Regions from separate parts of the Homo sapiens genome. Here region 1 is linked to region 2. Evidence: chromatin loops called from intact Hi-C (ENCODE). Cell type or tissue: mammary epithelial cell. All regions are shown on one strand. Each heading gives the region's core, and the rest is flanking DNA. Links, peaks and the distances in the headings are about the cores only. Region 1 overlaps RPRD2 (regulation of nuclear pre-mRNA domain containing 2). Region 2 overlaps FALEC (focally amplified lncRNA regulator of ECM1).

Evidence for each region. Hi-C counts contacts between places; a loop is a spot of excess contacts. Peaks named below come from ENCODE experiments on the same cell type or tissue, not always from the same donor. Only the 100,000 strongest peaks of a DNase experiment are listed, where the experiment ranks them.
Region 1: it touches region 2 in a loop (4-fold over the local background); 84 of 110 quality-filtered maps call a loop at or near these places.

The regions. Positions count from the first base shown.
Region 1 is chr1:150,466,180-150,474,999 of GRCh38, reverse strand. RPRD2 (regulation of nuclear pre-mRNA domain containing 2) reads right to left here. Exons shown (of 11, transcript NM_015203.5): 11 at 1-4,439. The coding sequence ends at 1,666. Among named protein-coding and RNA genes, the nearest start is that of TARS2, 17 kb to the left of the region's middle. RefSeq lists an enhancer at 2,004-2,516. In mammary epithelial cell, for the core only: no CTCF peak of the experiment used is centred there; no DNase peak of the experiment used is centred there; H3K27ac peaks cover 587 bases.
Region 2 is chr1:150,528,051-150,537,794 of GRCh38, reverse strand. FALEC (focally amplified lncRNA regulator of ECM1) reads right to left here. Exons shown (of 6, transcript NR_186305.1): 4 at 5,402-5,545; 5 at 5,009-5,138; 6 at 1,007-2,128. Among named protein-coding and RNA genes, the nearest start is that of ADAMTSL4, 16 kb to the left of the region's middle. RefSeq lists enhancers at 1,260-2,459, 4,075-5,065. In mammary epithelial cell, for the core only: a CTCF peak has its summit at 5,051; DNase peaks (open chromatin) are centred at 5,354 and 8,604; H3K27ac peaks cover 522 bases.

The sequences.
Region 1 (8,820 bases), core at 821-8,820, 63 kb after region 2:
CAGAATAAATTACGCAAAAACTCCCAAATCATGATGTGCACCTGGTTTATGCTGCTCTTTCTCTGAAAAGTTCATTCTGAGAGAATCATTTTCTGTCACTACATTGCCCACCCTCCCCCATCTTTAATATTCTACTGGAGGAAAAAGCAACCCCATACTTCCTATAGTTAGTTCTATACTAACTTGGAAGAAAATATGAAACTTGCCAGAATTCTCTGGAAAACTAAACACATACTGTTTTACTCATCTAGCTGGAGATTATCAGTTGAGTATGCCTTGGGGTAAGACACTAAATTAAAAAAAAATTGTAGTAAAGCAACATTTACTTTTCAGTGTCCCTAGATATAAAGATATAAACACTCAAAGTACAGTGATTGTCTATTTCCCAAGTACTAGATGTAGAAATACAAACAAGTCTTTCAGTCCAGGGAGAAGGAAAGCACTTATCTTGCATGTAAAACAACTAAGGGCAGAAATGGTCTTTATTTCCTATTGGGAGCGAGAGGTGGGGGTAAGACTTGAGCCTTGAAATGGGATAGACACATGTGTATAATATAAAGGAAAATGCTACTGAATCTCCTCCTTTAAAATATCAAGAATAGGGGTGAATAACACGACTGAGGCAAGGGGAAAAGGAAGATAAAGACAAATATTTCTTTCTTTAATAGTTAACCTTTGTTGAAAACCACCAATAAATATCACTTACATTAGGGAGGCACCATGGTAAAATTAATGTCTACTTCTTATATTTAAAAATGCAGGGATAATATTTCTGTTGCACCTTTGTATCAATAGTCAACTGTAGTGACTGTCTTTCTGGCCACAGCAGAAGAAAAACTGAGGGAGATAAAGTCAAAAAGGAAAAGCAAGAGGCATGAGCTTGGTGCAAGACATGTGAAACTACCTTGAAAACATTTCCTATTCTCTTGTTTACAAAAAAACAGGCAGGTCACATCACACCATTAATGCTTCCTTTCCTTATTTTACATACTGTAGTCACTCCTTATTTTAACCTTGAGGCTGATTAAAAAAAGATTTTAGGAGAAGGGTAAAGAACTAAACTTCAACATGCCTTTAAAAACAAAACAAATAAACCTGACAGGTTCAAGGTCTCTCACATTTCCTCCCTTGCAACATCTCTTGGCTGTTAGCAGGACACAGATACACAGGGAAGGGAGCCGAGCTGGCTACAGCAGTTACTAAGCTGCCGAGAGAGGGGACGGGAATCCTTCCATTGACTACTCGATAAGCCAAGCCCAAAATAACATCCCAACATTGCACATGTGGTTATCTGTACTGATGGAAGTTTTATTTCAAATGTAATAATACTCTTCAATAGATGGGGTAAAATAAAGATTGTTTTCCTCCCCACTCCCCAACCCCCCAGCCAAATGAAATGGCTTTGGTTGTGTTTCTTTACTTTTTTTTTTTTTTTTTTTTTTTAATACAAACAACTTGGGGAAGGTAGATAAGTGCAATGGGAGGGAGGATTGAATTGAATAGTAAAACGTAAGCGTATGTGATTTCTTACTTTGGAAGAGAGGCCCTTTGTTATAATAAAAAAAAAATCGAGAAAGAGAAAACAAATAAAAACAACAACAATAAACCAAACTCCTACTTCCAATGTTCTCTAGACTGTTCAAAATGCCTTTCCCTTGGTTTCCATCAGTACCTGGGAGGGAAGAATGGGCGTTTTGGTGCAAAGAACGGAGGGCCCCTAGCAAAAGGTGGCCTGGGTCTCTTTAAACTGTGAAATGGGTCTCTGCTGAGAAAAGGTTCCCTAGGCCGAAAGTCTGGCCGGGGACTCCGTAAGATTATACCACTCCGGCTGATGGTGTCTCTGTGTGAGGGACCCAAGGGGGGGCCACTGCTGCTGTTGCTGCCTCCCCCACCTCCTCCTCCATGGGGTGGGCCCAGGTGTTCCAGAGAATGGGAGGGTAGGGTGAGGCTCTCTCGTACACGGCTAAGGCCAGGGCCGTTGAGGTCCCGTTGGGTGGGGCCCCCGTGGTCCCTGGGTCCTGGGAGTACCCCAAAATGCTCAGCCAGGGTCCCTTGAAGGAGGGAACTATGGTCCTTGGGAAATACTGCCACAGCCCCTGCCACTCCGTGCTCTGCCAGTGGTGGGGCTGGGAAGGGTACAACTCCAGAGTGGTCAACAGGGGGTGGAGGAGGGGGTGGAGTAGAAAAGGGGACACCACTCCCACCACTGCTGCTATGTTCCCCAGGAGGGGGAGGAGGAGGTGGGGTAGGGAAAGGAATTCCACTGTGCTCTCCAGGAGGAGGGGGTGGGGCAGCATGGGCCAGGGCTGCCTCCTTTGTGAAGGGGTTCGAAAGATCCACAGAGGGTAGATGAGTGGGTGCATCTCGAGAGAAGATACCACCATGATCCTTAGGAGGGACAGGTGGGGCAGATGATGGCCCCACTGGCTCTCTCTGGAAGGGTGTCCCATGTTCCAAGGGGGATGGGGGAAGATGATGCTCAAATGTTGAGTTGAAACTGTTGGAACGAAAGCTGCCGACACTCTCCTGAAATTGAGGTGCCCGTTCCTTGTATGGTGCTGTTTTAAAGCCAGTGAGGCCTCCGCTGCCCCCACCCCCAAGGGATGCCAACTCAGAGGCACTTGAAGGGCCATTGTCAAAAGAGCTACCTGATGTGCTCAGATCAAACCAACCCACCCTTGAAGCCTCACGCCCATGTCCTCTATTTCCCTTCCCAGGAACTCGGATGGACTCTACGGTCTGGATCGGCTCCCCTGACATCCTCCTATTGGATGCACTGTGATAACCCAAGGTTTCTATAGGGGCCCCCTTTTCTTCTGTGCTATCAGGCAAGTCTAAGCAGGAGGAGGAGACGCGGGTTTCTATGCGGTAGTGCTCTTCTTGTTGCTGCTGATCAGTGGCGGTCAAGCTGGGTTGGGTGAGGTTTGAGAGACTGACACCATCACTTGGAGTGCCCTTGCTGGGAGCCTGGCCAAAATGCTTATCATCTGAGGGCTTACGTGAGGCGTTTTTAAGCATATTCTTAAATTCAATCGTCGACGTGGTGGAAATGGTGGAGGCCAGGACTTTCTCCACGCCTGACGTGGGTGGGTGACCCGTGGGAGCGGCAAGGGTGTTCTGCGGAGAGAAAAGGGAACGATGTGGGACTGGGTGAGGAGAGTCTGGGTACTGCTTCTGTGGCAAACTGAGATGCCCAGTGGTAGATTGAGACAAGCTATTGTGGTTGGAGTCAGGGGTGAAAAATGAATCATTCTTACTCGGTGATGGTGACCGGTCAGACCCAGGTTCATTCCCTCTTACGCTGAAGGCACCAAATAGCCCAGGGGAAGATGAGAGACGGTCACAGTTCTCACTAGAGTCCAGGAGGGCCCTTACAGATGGAGGGAAGGCAGACTTTACCCCAAATTCTTGGGCTCTGTGGCTATAACTGGACAGAATTGGCTGGTACTCGGTGGTATCAGACAGCTTGCTTGATTTCAGGATAGATTTGGCTGGTTTCTTCTCTAGGTTCATCATGGCAGAGGGTGGAGGCCCTGAATACTCAAAATCTCGGTAATCCTCATCTTCTTGGAAAGAAGTATCTGGGTAGAACTTTTCCTGTGAAGAGTCCATCAGGGAAGATGGTCTCTCCATTCCATCAGAAGGCTGCTTATAGGGAGATTCACTGCCCAGACCAAAGGGTCGATATGTAGATACAGAATTGGAGAGCTCTCGGGGGTAGCTTTCATCTCTCCCAGGGGGTGGTGATCTTGTACTGCTGGGTGTTGAGGAACCAGGGCTAATGATCTTAGAAAGCAGGGACATAGTATCTACACTGCTGGATGTGGGCTTGTCCATCATCTCATCCTGGGTGGGTGTCCCACTCCGTTCATCCCGTACAGGGGTTCCATCAATGTTGTCGATTGAGGTGCTAGTAGGGCCACGCTGGAAGTCTGAGGGATGGCTCTCTGATGGGGCGCTGGACCCCAAACTGCTCAGGATTGGGATGTTTAAGTTTAAGCCACTGAAACCAGGATTACCTTTTAAGAAGTTGTGAATCTTCATTTCCAGGCTTGGGGAGGTGGACTCTGACTCCAGCTTTGGCTTGGAGACCTCTGAAGATTGGCAGATGGTAACTTCAGTAGGTGGGGCAGCAGGGCTAGTATTGTGGGTAGCTGTAAACCCCAAAGAGTTGGAAGGTAGTTTAAAAGTAGTGCTTGGGAGCCCTGGGCTTTGCCCAATTGAGGCCTTGCTGGCTGAAGTTGAAGAGACTTCAGAAGTTGATGAGTTAGGAGAATAGTTGAAGCTTTTGGGAATAAAAGGTTGGGCACTGGAGGGCAGATTTCTTCCCTTTATGGTAGAGACTGTGGTGTTGGCAGGGGAGGCTGAAGTGCTCTGTGAGGCAGCTTCACTGGCTGGAACTGGGTTCCCAGTAACACTCTGAAGTAAAGATGACAGGCCTGTAGAAACAAAGATTAGAGGGGTTAAAAAGAACAACTCCCTATCATACAATGCAAACAATGTAGGCTAATCAGATACTCTCATTCATTTTGGTGGGAACCAGATAGACAAAGTGTAAGGCCAAAAGGAATCCAGACCAAACAAGCAATGGCTAAATGTCACAGAAAATACAGGGCCTATTTTATCAATAAAGAGCAAATCACTGAAATGTTTCCAGTACAGTCCAGAAATCAGCCCAACATGGCACAATAAAAGGCAACAGGAAGGGGGAGATTTTAATGTCAGAATCATTCATAGTTTAAGTTAGGCAAAGCAGGAAAAGAAAGGAGGCAAAGTTATTCTTAAAACAACACTTTAAGCCAGTATTTCTTAATGTTTGATCTGTGGAAGTGTTTCTCTAAATGCAAACAGATCTGTTCTACCTTTCCTGTCCAACCTTCAAACCAACCTTCAACCTTCAAACTTATTATCTCTAATAAGTTAATATACATTGTTATTTTCAAGCGGGAGACAGGCAAATGCAAATTTCAGAAACTTATCTGAACAGCAAACACCTTTTTCAAGAAGCACCTCTTGGTAGACTGTTGTTACTTTTTGAAAAACAATGCTTTCAACCATCCGTTTTGGTTGTAAAATGTAGCTATAACAAACATACACCACAAAGACTTACAAAGACAGACCACCAGGGACACTGGTCCTTTCACAAGAAAACACACAATCCCCATTTTATAGTGTGGAAAATCCAAGGATTATTTAGTCCAGATTGACAATGATGGAATTTAACTGTGTTCACTGACAGTCAAAACTTTCTCAGAAGCACTGAGAAAGAATTCTTTGGGGCAAAGGCTGAAGTTCAACAAAGCAAACTGCTCCTGTAGAAAATTTTTTAGAAAAATATTTGACAAAAAGATAACAGAAGGTTCTATAAATTCAATCATATTTTTAAAAATTTACCCAATTTCTGGTCACAAATGAAGACTTTTGGCTGGGCACGGTGGCTCATGCCTGTAATCCTAGCATTTTGGGCAGCAGAGGCAGGAGGATGGCTTGAGGCCAGGAGTTTGAGACCAGCCTGGGAAACACAGAGAGACTCTGTCTCTAAAAAAAATTTAAAAATCAGCTGGGCATGATGGTGCATGCCTGTAGTCCTAGCTACTCAGGAGGCTGAGGCTGGAGAATCACTTGTGCCCAGTTCAAGGTTACAGTAAACTAACTATGACTCTGCCACTGCACACCAGCCTGGGTGGCAAAGTGAGTCTCTGTATTTAAAAATAAATTAATTAAAAAAATTTTTAATATACATTTCACCCAAATTTATAGCTTTTAGTCACTGAATACACTAACATTGTTCCTTAGTAATTATATGATTAAAGAAAATACTTCATGTGATATTTCAATTAACATTTCTTCAAAATTTCAATTTTAACCCATATTCTAACAGATTTGGCCTAAAGAATTTCAAGTCCCCTCCATCCTTGTAACATTTTAAAGCCATTTATTTCTAAATAATGTTGGATGGTCTTTATTGTTATCCAATATTCAGTAATATCCAAACAACTGAAATAATGTTTACTTTAGTTATGATCCTTCTGAAGAAAAAAAAAAATCGGCATGTTTCATTCCAAAAAAAGTTCCCTAGCCACATAATTCATCCCTACTAATAGTTTCCTTTTTTTTTTTCAAGAGACAGGCTCTTGCTCTGTCACCCAGGCTGGAGTGCAGTGGTGCGATCATAGCTCACTGTAACCTCAACCTCTTGGGCTCAAAAGATTTATCTGCCTTAGCTTCCTGAGTAGCTGGGACCACAGGTGTACATCACTATGCCCAGCTAACTTTTTTATTTTTAGTAGAGACAAGGTCTCACCATGTTGCGCAGGCTGATCTCAAAATCTTGGGCTCAAGTGATTGTCCCACTTCAGCCTCCCAAAGTGCTGAGATTACAGGCGTGAGCCACCATGCCCAGCCTGATTTAATTCTTAGTAATCACTGTTCTCACAAAACCCAGAAGTCCTCAAACACTAGAATGTGATATATAATAATGTAATATGATTTTTAGAAGATATTTCAGCATATTTTTCAGATATTTTGGGATAACTTCTTCAAAAGAACATCTTTTTAAGATAGATATACTACTCAGATTTCTGGTAATAGGTAAAATTGTCTCTCACCACTAAATATTACTGTTCTCCAATCTTTTTTTTTTTTAATTATTTTTAAAAATTCTTAAAAACAATAGAGATAGGGGTTTTGCTATATTGACCAGGCTGGTCTCAAACTCCTGGCCTCAAGTGATCCTCCCATCGTGGCCTCCCAAAGTGTTAGGATTACAGGCATGAGCCACTGCGCCCAGCCAAAAGTTTGCTCTTTAATCATAACAAGTCATACTCTGCTCCTTTGCCCACTGAAGTTTCTCTTTTTTTGAGACAGAGTTTTGCTCGTCGCCCAGGCTGGCTCACTGCAACCTCTGCCTTCCGGGTTCAAGCGATTCTCCTACCTCAGCCTCCCAAGTAGTTGGGGTTACAGCTGTGAGCCACCACGCCCAGCTAATTTTTTTGTATTTTTTTTTGGAAAGACAGGTTTACCCTGTTGGCCAGGCTGGTCTTGAACTCCTGACCTCAGGTGATCCACCCGTCCCCAAAGTGCTGGAATTACAGGTGTGACCCACCACACCGGGCCTGAAGTCTCTCTTTTGTGTTATAAATCTGTCAATACCTAGGGCTGTGGATGACACAATCAGAACAAAGTTCTGGGATTTCATTAACAGTCTTCGAGGAAATACATCTATTTAACTTGCTAGATACAATCCTTTTAAAAGTCAAAGAGAATTCCACATTCCATAAGGAACCTAGTTCTGTTCAAATTTTGCCTCATCAGAAATTTCACATCGGCCAGGCACGGTGGTTCACACCTGTAATCCCAGCACTTTGGGAGGTCGAGGCAGGTGGATCACGTGAGGTCAGGAGTTCGAGACCAGCCTGGCCAACATGGCGAAACCCCGTGTCTACTAAAAATACAAAAATTAGCCGGGCATGGTGGTGTGAGCCTGTAATACCAGCTACTCGAGAGGCTGAGGCAAGAGAATCACTTGAACCCGAGAGGCAGAGGTTGCAGTGAGCCGAGATCACACCACTGCACTCCAGCCTGGGCAACAGAGCAAGTCCCCGTCTCAAAAACAAACAAACAAATAAAAATAAAAAGGGAGAAAGCATAAACATGTCAAACTCTCAAATTGTCCCTGATATTAGTAGTACAACATGTGCTGCAGTCATCATCAATTCTTTATTGCTGATGCCAATAGATAGGGGCTGTGGATTATTACTTAATACTATTTAGTTCTGTGTAACAAAATTCTTCTGCACCTCCAGACAAAGTTCACTATAATATGCTTGAATGATCCACTTACATAACAGTTTAGGAAACTGTTTTACACCACTCCTTTGATAGAGAGCAGGGTTTCTCAACCTCAGCACTACTGACACTTTGGGCTAGATAATTCTTTATTGTTGGGGCTGTCTCACACATTGTAGGATATTTAGGAGCATCCTCCTGGCCTCTACTCACTAGAGGCAGTAGCACCCCTACCATTACCCCAGTTGAGACAACTAAAAAGGTCTCCAAATATTGCCAAGTGTCCTCCCTGGAGGCCTTTGGTTGAGACTACTGATATAGAGTAAATCACTACACTGAATATATTGCCCTGGTATTTGTAATTCATTTCATAATTATACTACGGTACTTAAAAAGGATTTCATTGGTATCTGGAGCATAAGAGAGTAGAGAGTAGGAAAGATTTATGAAAAAAGGTTAGAAACAGGCAGTGTCATGCACAAAACATAATTAGTAAAGCTGAACAGAAAGGGTCAAATGAGAGAGATTATAGGTAGGTGAAAACAAAAATACTACATCTAAGACTCTAATAAAATAATAAATAAAATAATAAATAATGAAGCCTCTATAAAACATTAGGACAAAAAAAGATATATTCATGTCTCAGAAATTTTTTTTTTTTTTTTTTTGAGGCAGGGTCTCATCACTTAGGTTGGAGTACAGTGGGGTGACCACAGCGTACTGCAGCCTTGAACTCCTGGGCTCAAGTGATCCTCCTGCCTTAGCCCCCTGAGTAGCTGGAACTACAGGCATGCACCACTATGCCCAGCTAATTTTTTTTTTTTTTTTTTTTTTGAGACAGAGTCTTGCTCTTTTGCCCAGGCTGGAGTGTAGTGGGGCAATCTTGGCTCACTGCAACCTCCACCTCCTGGGTTCACACCATTCTCCTGCCTCAGCCTTCCAAGTAGCCAAGACTACAGGTGCCCGCCACCACGCCCGGCTAATTTTTTGTATTTTTAGTAGAGTCGGGGTTTCACTGTGTTAGCCAGGATG
Region 2 (9,744 bases), core at 658-8,657:
CCCTCTGCCCAGGGCCACCCTCCCTCCCCTGCCCTCTGTGGAGAGACAGCTCAGTCTCACTCTGAGGAGCCTGTTGCCTCTTGGGAGGGCCCCTGCCCCACCGCTCTCCCAGCCCAAACCCTCTGGGCAGCTCTATCCTCCCCAAAGAGTCTCTCACTTTAGTGTGCCTAACAATTGCCTGGGAGGTTATGAAAATAAAGGTGCCTGGTCCCCTCCTCTGGGTGGTCCTGTTCATGAGCTCCACAGGGGTTCTTCTTTATTTTTTGGGACAGGGTGTCTGTCACCCAGGCTGGAGTGCGGTGGCATGACCTCAGCTCACTGCAGCCTGGATCTCCTGGGCTCAAGCGATCCTCCCGCCTTGGCCTCCCAAAGTGCTGGGATTACAGTTGTGAGTCACTGTGCCCAGCCTCCACAGGGGCTCTTATACACACCCAGTATGAGATCTGCCCCGTTTGTTGGAAAGTTTGCCTGTGAACCAGGTATGAGCTAATTGGGGCCCTCAAACAGAAGTATGCAGGGACCATATGTTAATTGATTTCTCAATAACAGCCTGTTTCTGTTTCCAGTGCCCATTTCCCTGGGGTAAAGGAACTTAATTGTGAATTTAGGGGATCCCCACCTTCACCTGCAGGCTCTCCAGTGCTATCGTGGCAAGATGGTGTTGGTGATGATGGTGCTTCCTCATTGGGGAAAAGCTGGGGCAAGGGCCACTGCCTCTCATTGCTCTGGCCTTGATGTAGCCAGGCTCACATCTCAGGGAGAGACGTAGGGAGGCAACACACGTCCCATGCAAGTCTGAGAACGGGTCAGCCTGTGGCAGCGCTGGAGGACCCCAGCAGAAGGAAGAGTCGTGAAGGGGTCCACGCATTTTATCTAAAGCTGAAGGCCTCTCCCCAGATCTGCTGTTCTCCAGACTCCTCACCTCCTGCTGCTGGGCCTGTTCTTCAAAATCCTAAAGTCATCTTCACTCCTTTCTACCCTGATTCTAAAGTAGTAAGGAACTTTGTTACTTGTTTATTTATTTATTGCCCAGGCTGAAGTGCAGTGGTGTGATCACAGCTCACTGCAGCCTCGACCTCCCAGGTTCAAAATATCCTCCCCACTCAGCCTCCTGAGTAGCTGGAACCACAGGTCCTGCCACCATGTCCAGCTAATATTTTTAATTTTTTGTAGAGACAAGGTTCTTCCTGTGTTCCCCAGGCTGGTCTTGAGGGAGCTCCAGTGATCCTTCTGCATCAGCCTCCCAAAGTATTGTGAAGATAGGCGTGAGCCACTGCACCTGGCCCTAGGAACTTTAGAAACCGTCTTGCCCAGTCCCTTCATTTTACAGGTGAAGAAACTGTGCCTCGGAAGAAGGGTGACTTGCCTTGGGTTTACAGACAAACACAGGGTTAGATTCCAGGTCCTCACAGGTGTCAAGTCTTGGCCTTTTAACCCAAAGACTTCCTTCTTTCTCCACATATTTATGTGTCCACCTCCATTCTATGGCCACCACCTGCCTGAGCTGTCCTTGCTCTTACATGGATGACAGTGATCAATGCAAAACTGTGACACTTTGCTCATGGCATCCCAGGAATGCCTTCTCCTTCCCATCCCTCATCTCCTGCTCATTCTTCAAGTGACTCAAATGCCACCTCTTCCAAGAAGCACATACTGGCCCGATGTGACCTCTGCCCTTCCAGCTTCATTCAGCACTTGGAATCCACACAGCTCATGCCATGGTGTTACCACAGATAGGCTGCGTCCTTATGTTATTAACTTTTCAGTACTGAGATTAGAAATTCCGAAGAGCAGGGCTTGCCTTACATATCTTGGTTTCCCCACAGGGCCTGGCATGGAGGACTGTGTGATGAAATTGCAGTCACTGATTATGTGGTGGCTGCTTCTCAGCCCCTTGCTATGTGCTCTAAGCCCCAGGTGCAGAACCAGTCATCAGGATGTGGACTTTCGTTCTCCAGTTGCTGGACCGAAGGTAGGATTCCATTCAGTGCCAGACTCTGGGGCCCTTTTGTGGATCACTCTGTTTTTGTTTACGAGCAGCTCCAGGCAGAGCGTTTACAGGCTGCCTCGGCTCCCTGGCCAACTGGCTGTGTGGAGGGGGCCATGGACCATGCCAAGCGTCAGGGTTCTGTGGAGTTTAAATGAAAAGATGCACATAAAGCCCGTAACTGAACAGTGCCTGGCCCACCATAAGTCCCACACACATATTGGCTATTTGTATTACTATTTAATTTAGAGTTAGAAGATTTGAGCCTGGGCGCGGTGGCTCACGCGTGTAATCCCAGCAATTTGGGAGGCCAAGGCTGGCAAATCGCATGAGCTCACGAGTTCGAGATCAGCCTGACCAACATGGTGAAACTCTGTCTCCACTAAAAATACAAAAATTAGCCAGGCGTGGTGGCGGGCGCCTGTAATCCCAGCTACTTGGGAGGCTGAGGCAGGAGAATTGCTTGAACCTGGGAGGCGGAGGTTGCAGTGAGCTGAGATTGCGCCACCGCACTCCAGCCTGGATAACAGAGTGAGACTCGGTCTCAAAAAGAAAAAAAAATCAAGTTAGAAGATTTGGCATAAAAATACTGTTTGTCAACACAAGTTTGGGTGACTGTGCTCTTATCCCTCAGAGGAAGCCATTTCGAAGGCCTCAGGAGGAAGCTATGCAACAGTCCCAATTGTTCTCAAGCAGAGGAGAGCAGCACTTTGGTTTACCCAAGTGCTGGCCCAGGAGGCCCTCAGCCGCTTTGCATCCTGCCAGGGACCTGTCATCACCAGTCAACTCTGTTCCCCGGCTCGTGGACCCAGATTACTGGGGATCTGAACACCAGGAGGGGCTGGCTGATTGCTGAGAACAGGTGGGTCCTGAAGGCCAGGCCAGAGCCTATTTGTGGGGAGGCAAAGTCAATTCCAGCCAAGATTCTGGAGAGAGTTAGAGAGGACATTTTTTTTTTTTTTTTTTTGAGACAGAGTCTTGCTCTGTTGCCAGGCTGGAGTGCAGTGGCATGATCTCAGCTCACTGCAACCTCCAACTCCCTGGTTCAAGCGATTCTCCTGCCTCAGCCTCCTGAGTAGCTGGGATTACAGCCACGCGCCACCACACCCAGCAAATTTTTGTATTTTTAGTACAGACGGGGTTTCACCATGTTGGCCAGGATGGTCTCGATTTCCTGACCTCATGATCCGCCCACCTTGGCCTCCCAAAGTGCTGGGATTACAGGCTTGAGCCACTGTGCCAGGCTAGAGAGCACATTTCTATCTCAGCCTCCATCTCCTGAGTGGGGGCTGGGGGGGCACAGATACCAGGCATAGTGAGGTGAACTTTGACTGAAAGCAAAATGACCAACCAAGACTTTGGGACTGAACCCTTCATAAGAACTCAGGTCTGAGCAAAGCGATCCTGTTGGGGCCAGCCAGGTGCCTCTTTCTATGAAGGTGCGGGGCTCAGAAGAGCTTGGGGCATGCTCAGAGGACGACAGCGGCTTCAGTGGCCTGGACAAAGGGCATCCCTCTCCAGGGAGTCTCTTGCAGAGCAGTGCAGCCCACACCTGCAGGGCAGCTGCAGCCTCCTTGGGCTCAGGGGAGGTGCCGCCCTCCTGCACCCCACCTCTCCAGGACCAGCTCCTCAGAGTTGAGGCATGTGAGCACAGGTTAGGGGTGGGGTGGGGCCACCTGGGTTAGGATCTGACCCTGGGTTTGTCACTGCCCCACCCTGGCCCAGAAGGCTGAGTTAAGGATGGGAAGGGCCTCCCTGCAGGTTCCTGCCATGCCGAGACTTCAGCACCTTTCTCCCCACGCCATCCTTGTCCACAGTGTTAGTCCTTTACGCCAGATTTTAAAAACAGGTAAAGCACACACAGGATCCACGACACGTCTCCTTCTTCCAGCCTCCCTCTCTCCTCCTCCAAGGCCACATCTGAACATCCTTATTAAAATACCCCATGCATATGGAAGCACAGGTGTCATTATTCACCTTTTTCTATCTTTTTTGGTCACAGAGACTCTGCTGAGAGGCTGATAAAAGCTCTGGGTTCTTAGTGCTTAGGAGTTAGAATCTGAAAAAAACAGGCTGGGCACGGTGGCTCATGCCTGTAATCCCAACACTTTGGGAAGATGAGGCTGGTGGATCACCTGAGGTCAGGAGTTTGAGACCAGCCTGGCCAACATGGCGAAACCTCATCTCTACTAAAAATACAAAAATTAGCCGGGTGTTGTGGCACACCACCTGTAGTCCCAGCTACTCAAGAGGCTAAGGTAGGAGAATCACTTGAACCTGGGAGGCGGAGGTTGCAGTGAGCAGAGATTGCACCACTGCACTCCAGCCTGGGCAACAGAGTGAGACTCCATCTCAAAAAAAAAAAAAAAAAAAAAAAGCTCTGGTTCTCTTCCTAAGATAGGTATACACAAAAAACATTTAGCATAGAGTTTCGGAGTTTCCACACTCGATGTGGCCCATCTTGCCCTACTCAGCAAGGGGTTCAGTTGTGGCTTACAGCAGTGAGGCTGATCTATACTCCATCCCCTCAAGGCCGTCCCTCAACACCCACGGGTGCCCTCTGCTGCAATCCTGACAGGAGCTTGGCAAAGCAGCTCTTCTAAGGCCCTGAAAAAACGGCTGAGGCAGGCTAGCCATTCAGTGCCTTTTTGAATAAAATGAAATCTAAACTCTTGACATGGCCAAGAAGGCCCTTCATGCCTGGCCAGGCGTGAGCCTCCTCCCTGGCCTCATCCCAACGCTATTACTGCTACTCTGGCCACACTGGCCTCTCTGTTCTTTATTGGACATGTCAATCCTGGGCCACCTCAGGGTCTTTGCCGAAGCTGTTCCCCATGCCTGGAAAAGCTCTTCCTCTCTAGTTGCACTGCTGGCTCCTGGCTGCTAGGGTGTCAGCACAGATACCTTCCTCCAAGAAGCAGCATTAGAAAGGGGCATGTGTCCCCACCCCCCAGCACCCTTTTTCTCTGTTGCACCATCTTAGTTTATTTTGCTCAGGGCACTTGCCACTTCTGAAATTACCTTTTTTTTTTTTCCTTAGTCAGTCACTGTTTGTCTTCACCGTTAGGGGGCGAGCTCCACGAAGTCAGTGGCCTTGCCTGTCATCTCCCAGAACAGGGCCTGGCGCACACACTATGCACTCAGTGAATATCTGTGGAATGAAAAAAGGATCATAGTGGAGGTGAGATAAGAATCTTGACTCAATTCTCTGTCCCACCAAGGCGGGTGCTGGCAACCCCTGGCCCCCATTCTAGGCAAAGTTCCTGCCTTTCCCTCATGTCTCTATTGCCGGCCGGCCTGCTCTTTTCCCAGATCTCTGGAGCCACTCCCTCCCAACCAGCATCTAACAAAAACTCTTTTGTGATTTTATGCCTGGGGTATTTCATCTGAGTCAATTGGCTTCTCCAGCCTTACCTCAGCTGAGTCCAAAGGTCTGATCAGTGTTTCCAGTGTAACAGCCAACTCTGTGGTCCCAGGGCTCAGAGCTCCACTCCAGGGGAACGAGGGAACTGACAGAGGACGGTCCAGCCTCTGCTCCCTGCGCTTTCGTTCCTGGGTCTTGTGGAAATAAAGGAAAACCAACTTTAAAAAAGCAAAGGCTGGCCGGGTGCGGTGGCTCATGCCTGTAATCCCAGCACTTTGGGAGGCCGAGGCAGGTGGATCAGGAGGTCAGGAGATCAAGACCATCCTGGCTAACATGGTGAAACCCTGTCTCTACTAAAAATACAAAAAAATTAGCTGGGCGTGGTGGTGGGCACCTGTAGTCCCAGCTACTCGGGAGGCTGAGAGGCAGGAGAATGGCGTGAACCCGGGAGGCGGAGCTTGCAGTGAGCCAAGATCGTGCCACTGCACTCCAGCCTGGGCGACAGAGCAAGGGTGTCAGCCATCTGCACTTGCATTTTGACGGAGCTTCGAAGGCAGGCAGAGGAGTGGGACACCTTTATAGCTGAGGAAAGTGAAGGCTTCAGGTGTGCCCTGATTGGAGGCTGTTGGTGTGGGGAAGCTGCCCGTGCATGGGCTAACTAGAAGCAGGGCATCCTGTGTGCTTGGTTAGGGGTGCATTTTTGGCTTTCCCTGGTTGGTCCTAAAGTGAGGACAAAATTAAGGAAACTGTCAGTTACTAATCAAATTCTGGCCATTTGGGGCTGATTGTTACAGACATTATTGGTTATTGTTTAGCTTCCTGGATTGTCACTAGAGATAGCAATCTGGCTTCTTGCAGGCCTGATTTAGAGCAGGAAGACCTCCCAGGTTAATTGTTGCAGATAATGAGTTAGTTTCCCCAGCAAGTGACCGCAGGCTGTGGGTGAGAGTTGTATTTTTTTTTTTCTTGAGATGGAGTTTTGCTCTTGTTGCCCAGGCTGGAGTGCAGTGGCGAGATCCCGGCTCACGGCAACCTCCGCCTCCCAGGTTCAAGCAATTCTCCTGCCTCAGCCTCCAGAGTAGCTGGGATTACAGGCTAATTTTATATTTTTAGTAGAGACGGGATTTCTCCATGTTGGTCAGGCTGGTCTCTAACTCCCGACCTCGGATGATCCGCCCACCTCGGCCTCCCAAAGTGCTGGGATTACAGGCATGAGCCACTGTGCCCAGCCTAGAGTTGTATTTTAATATATGGTCTGGCCATTGTTCATTTGTATAATCAGTTTCTTAGTGTACAGATCAGTCATTTGGGGATTCTTTCTCCCTTCCCTTAGATGTGTGAATGCCTTGGAATAGTGGAATCATTGAGTATTTCATTTCCTTTGTTCAAGAGCTCTCTACCAAAGGTATTCTCTGTGCAAAGATGGTGACAGATGTGGTAAAAAGAACAGGATGGGGCCAGGCCTGTCCCCAGAGGCTGCAGTGCAGTTAGGGAACTGAGGTGTGTTGTTCCTGAGAACTGCATATGCCACATGACTGGCTCAGAACAGGGGCTTCTGATGAGAGGAATTAGGAAGGCGTTATGGACAGTGTGGTTTCTGGAGTTCCGCTTTGAACCAAAAGCTGGATATCTATAGATGGAAATTGGGAAGGGAAGGGCGAGGGCACTCTTGGAAGGGAATACTCTGAGGAAGGGCGCGGGTGTTGCGGGCCTCCGTTTGGTCACTCGCTCTCTTCTGTGCTCAGTGCTTCGGCCCGTAGAGCCACTGGACACTGGAGACAGTGTGAAGGTGCCTGCTGGGTTGTGACGGCTTCAGTGCGGGGCAAGGCCTGGTGGGAAGAGCCTTTCTTATCAAGATGAGGAGCCTGAATTTGGGCCCTGGGCAGTAAAAATCGCAATAATAACCAGCACTTAGTGAGCACCGGCCTCAGAGAGTCCCTGCAAACCATGAGGCAGTTACTGTTATCATCTCCATTTTACAGATAAGGAAACTGAGGCAGTGATTAAGGAACCTGCATGGGACCACACAGTATCAGAGGGGAGAGAATGATCAGATGTTGTGCTTAGCAAAAAAATTGTCTGTAACTGTGCTCCCCCAGCTGCTGCCTCCCGATTCAAAGTCTTTGTTCTTAAATGTGCGTCCTATTAGTAAGTACCCAGCCGTTACTAAGTACCCAGCATGGCCTCAGCATTTGCATGTATTATCTAACTTAATCTTCACAGCCCTCTGAAATAAGGAACTGGGATTATCATTCCCATTTTACAGAAGAGAAAACTGAGGAGCTAAGTAGCTTCCCTGAGGTGGTGCAGTCCAGGCCCCTGCACATCTACCTCTGTGCCACACTGCCCCTTGTCAATAGGCAGGGATGTAACTGCCCATCAGTCAGGCCCTGATCCACAGCAGTGGATCCAAGAGCTGACCCAAGTTAGGGGCTCTTGTCTTTCTGGATCACCCTTTAAAGAATTTGATGTAAGCTACAGATACTCGCCCCAGAAAAATGCACACACACAGACACACCGCATTTTGCATACTTTAAGAAATTCACAGGCTGGGCGCGGTGGCTCACCCCTGTAATCCCAGCACTTTGGGAGGCTGAGGTGGGCGGATCATGAGGTCAGGAGATCGAGACCATCCTGGCCAACATGGGAAAACCCCGTCTCTACTAAAAATACAAAAAATTAGCCGGGCGTGGTGGCAGGCGCCTGTAGTCCCAGCTACTCGGGAGACTGAGGCAGGAGAATGGCGTGAACCCGGGAGGCGGAGCTTGCAGTGAGCCGAGATGGCGCCACTGCACTCCAGCCTGGGTGACAGAGCGAGACTCCACCTCAAAAAAAAAAAAAAATCACAGATCCCCACAAATCTTTCCATGGGCCCTGCTAGGCAAGCAGGCCATAGGGGAAGACGTTTGGGGTAAATGCTTCAGCCTTTTTGGCTCCAGTCTAGGGCCAAAGGGCAAGCCTTTGAGTTCTACAAGGTTTCATTTTGGGGACAAGGAAAACAAAATTCCACATCTATTTTCATTTACTTCATCTGAGAAAGGAACAAAAGGCAGCAGCCTGCCCACCAAGCCCCCATTTTGGGGCTGACCTAATTACCCAGCTTCTCTCCCACACTCAGATGGCTGAACGCTGCTGGAGGAAATCTTCTAATTCTGCTGGTTTCTGCCAATGCACACGTATGGTTTCTAATCCCAGCTGGGCCTTTAACACTACTTGGCAGCTCTTACTGTACCAGATAAACACTCACACCCCGTTCCCACAATGGTCATTCCAACCCTTCTTTAATGATTCATTAAGCTTTAAAGTTTCCATGTGATAGCAGAAGCCCAGCTGCACATATTTCAATTCACACCTTTCACGGATTTATCCTGCTTCTCCCTCCACCTGTGCTCTAGATCCTTTGATTTTTTTTTTTTTTTTTTTTTTTGCTATTTATTTAGTGGCTCCTGTGCCTGTCATTGGGCTAGGCTCTGGGATGCCTGTCATAGTCTCTGCTCTGGTGGAGCAAATAGCCCTGAGACAAAGACCATCATTCAATAAATATTAATAATTACAAGTGCCAGGCGCAGTGGCTCACGCCTGTAATCCCAGCACTTTGGGAGGCCGAAGCAGACGGATCAAGAGGTCAGGAGATTGAGACCATCCTGGCTAACATGGTGAAATCCCATCTGTACTAAAAATACGAAAGAAAATTAGCTGGGCGTGGTGGTGGGCACCTGTAGTCCCAGTTACTACTCGGGAGGCTGAGGCAGGAGAATGGCGTGAACCTGGGAGGCGGAGCTTGCAGTGAACCGAGATTGCACCACTGCACTCCAGCCTGGGCGACAGAGTGAGACTCCATCTCAAAAAAAAAAAAAAAATTAATAGTAATAATAATTACAAGTGTGATGAGGACCACTCAGGGACAGTGGGGAGTGTTACAGAATGTGTTGATCTGGGGGTTTCAGGAAGGTCTCCCTGAGGAATGACATTTAAAGCTGAGACTTCAGGGATGACATGTCGGCTAGGAATGCTTTGGCCTACACATAACAGAAAACCTGACTAACAGCAAAACCATAAGGATGTTGACTGTTTCCTCAAGAAGCCCAGAAGCAAAAAGTTCCAAAGTTTTTAAGAGGCTTCACAATATCAAGAAGCAGGAGTTGACATCTTTGCAATTTTCTTCACTTCTCTCTCAGTTATAAGATGTTGCCACAGAATCAACTGTGCCTTCCTTATATAACATCATCCCAATGCAAAAAAAAAGAGAAAGGGCTCTGGTTCCTCAACAGCTCTCTTTTATAAGGGCACAAAAATTCATCCACAAGTTCCCTGGAGTCTTCCTCTTGTGTCTTTTTGGTGAAACCTGGGTCATATGCCCACCCCGGATAGGCGAAGAGGAAGAGGGTTACCA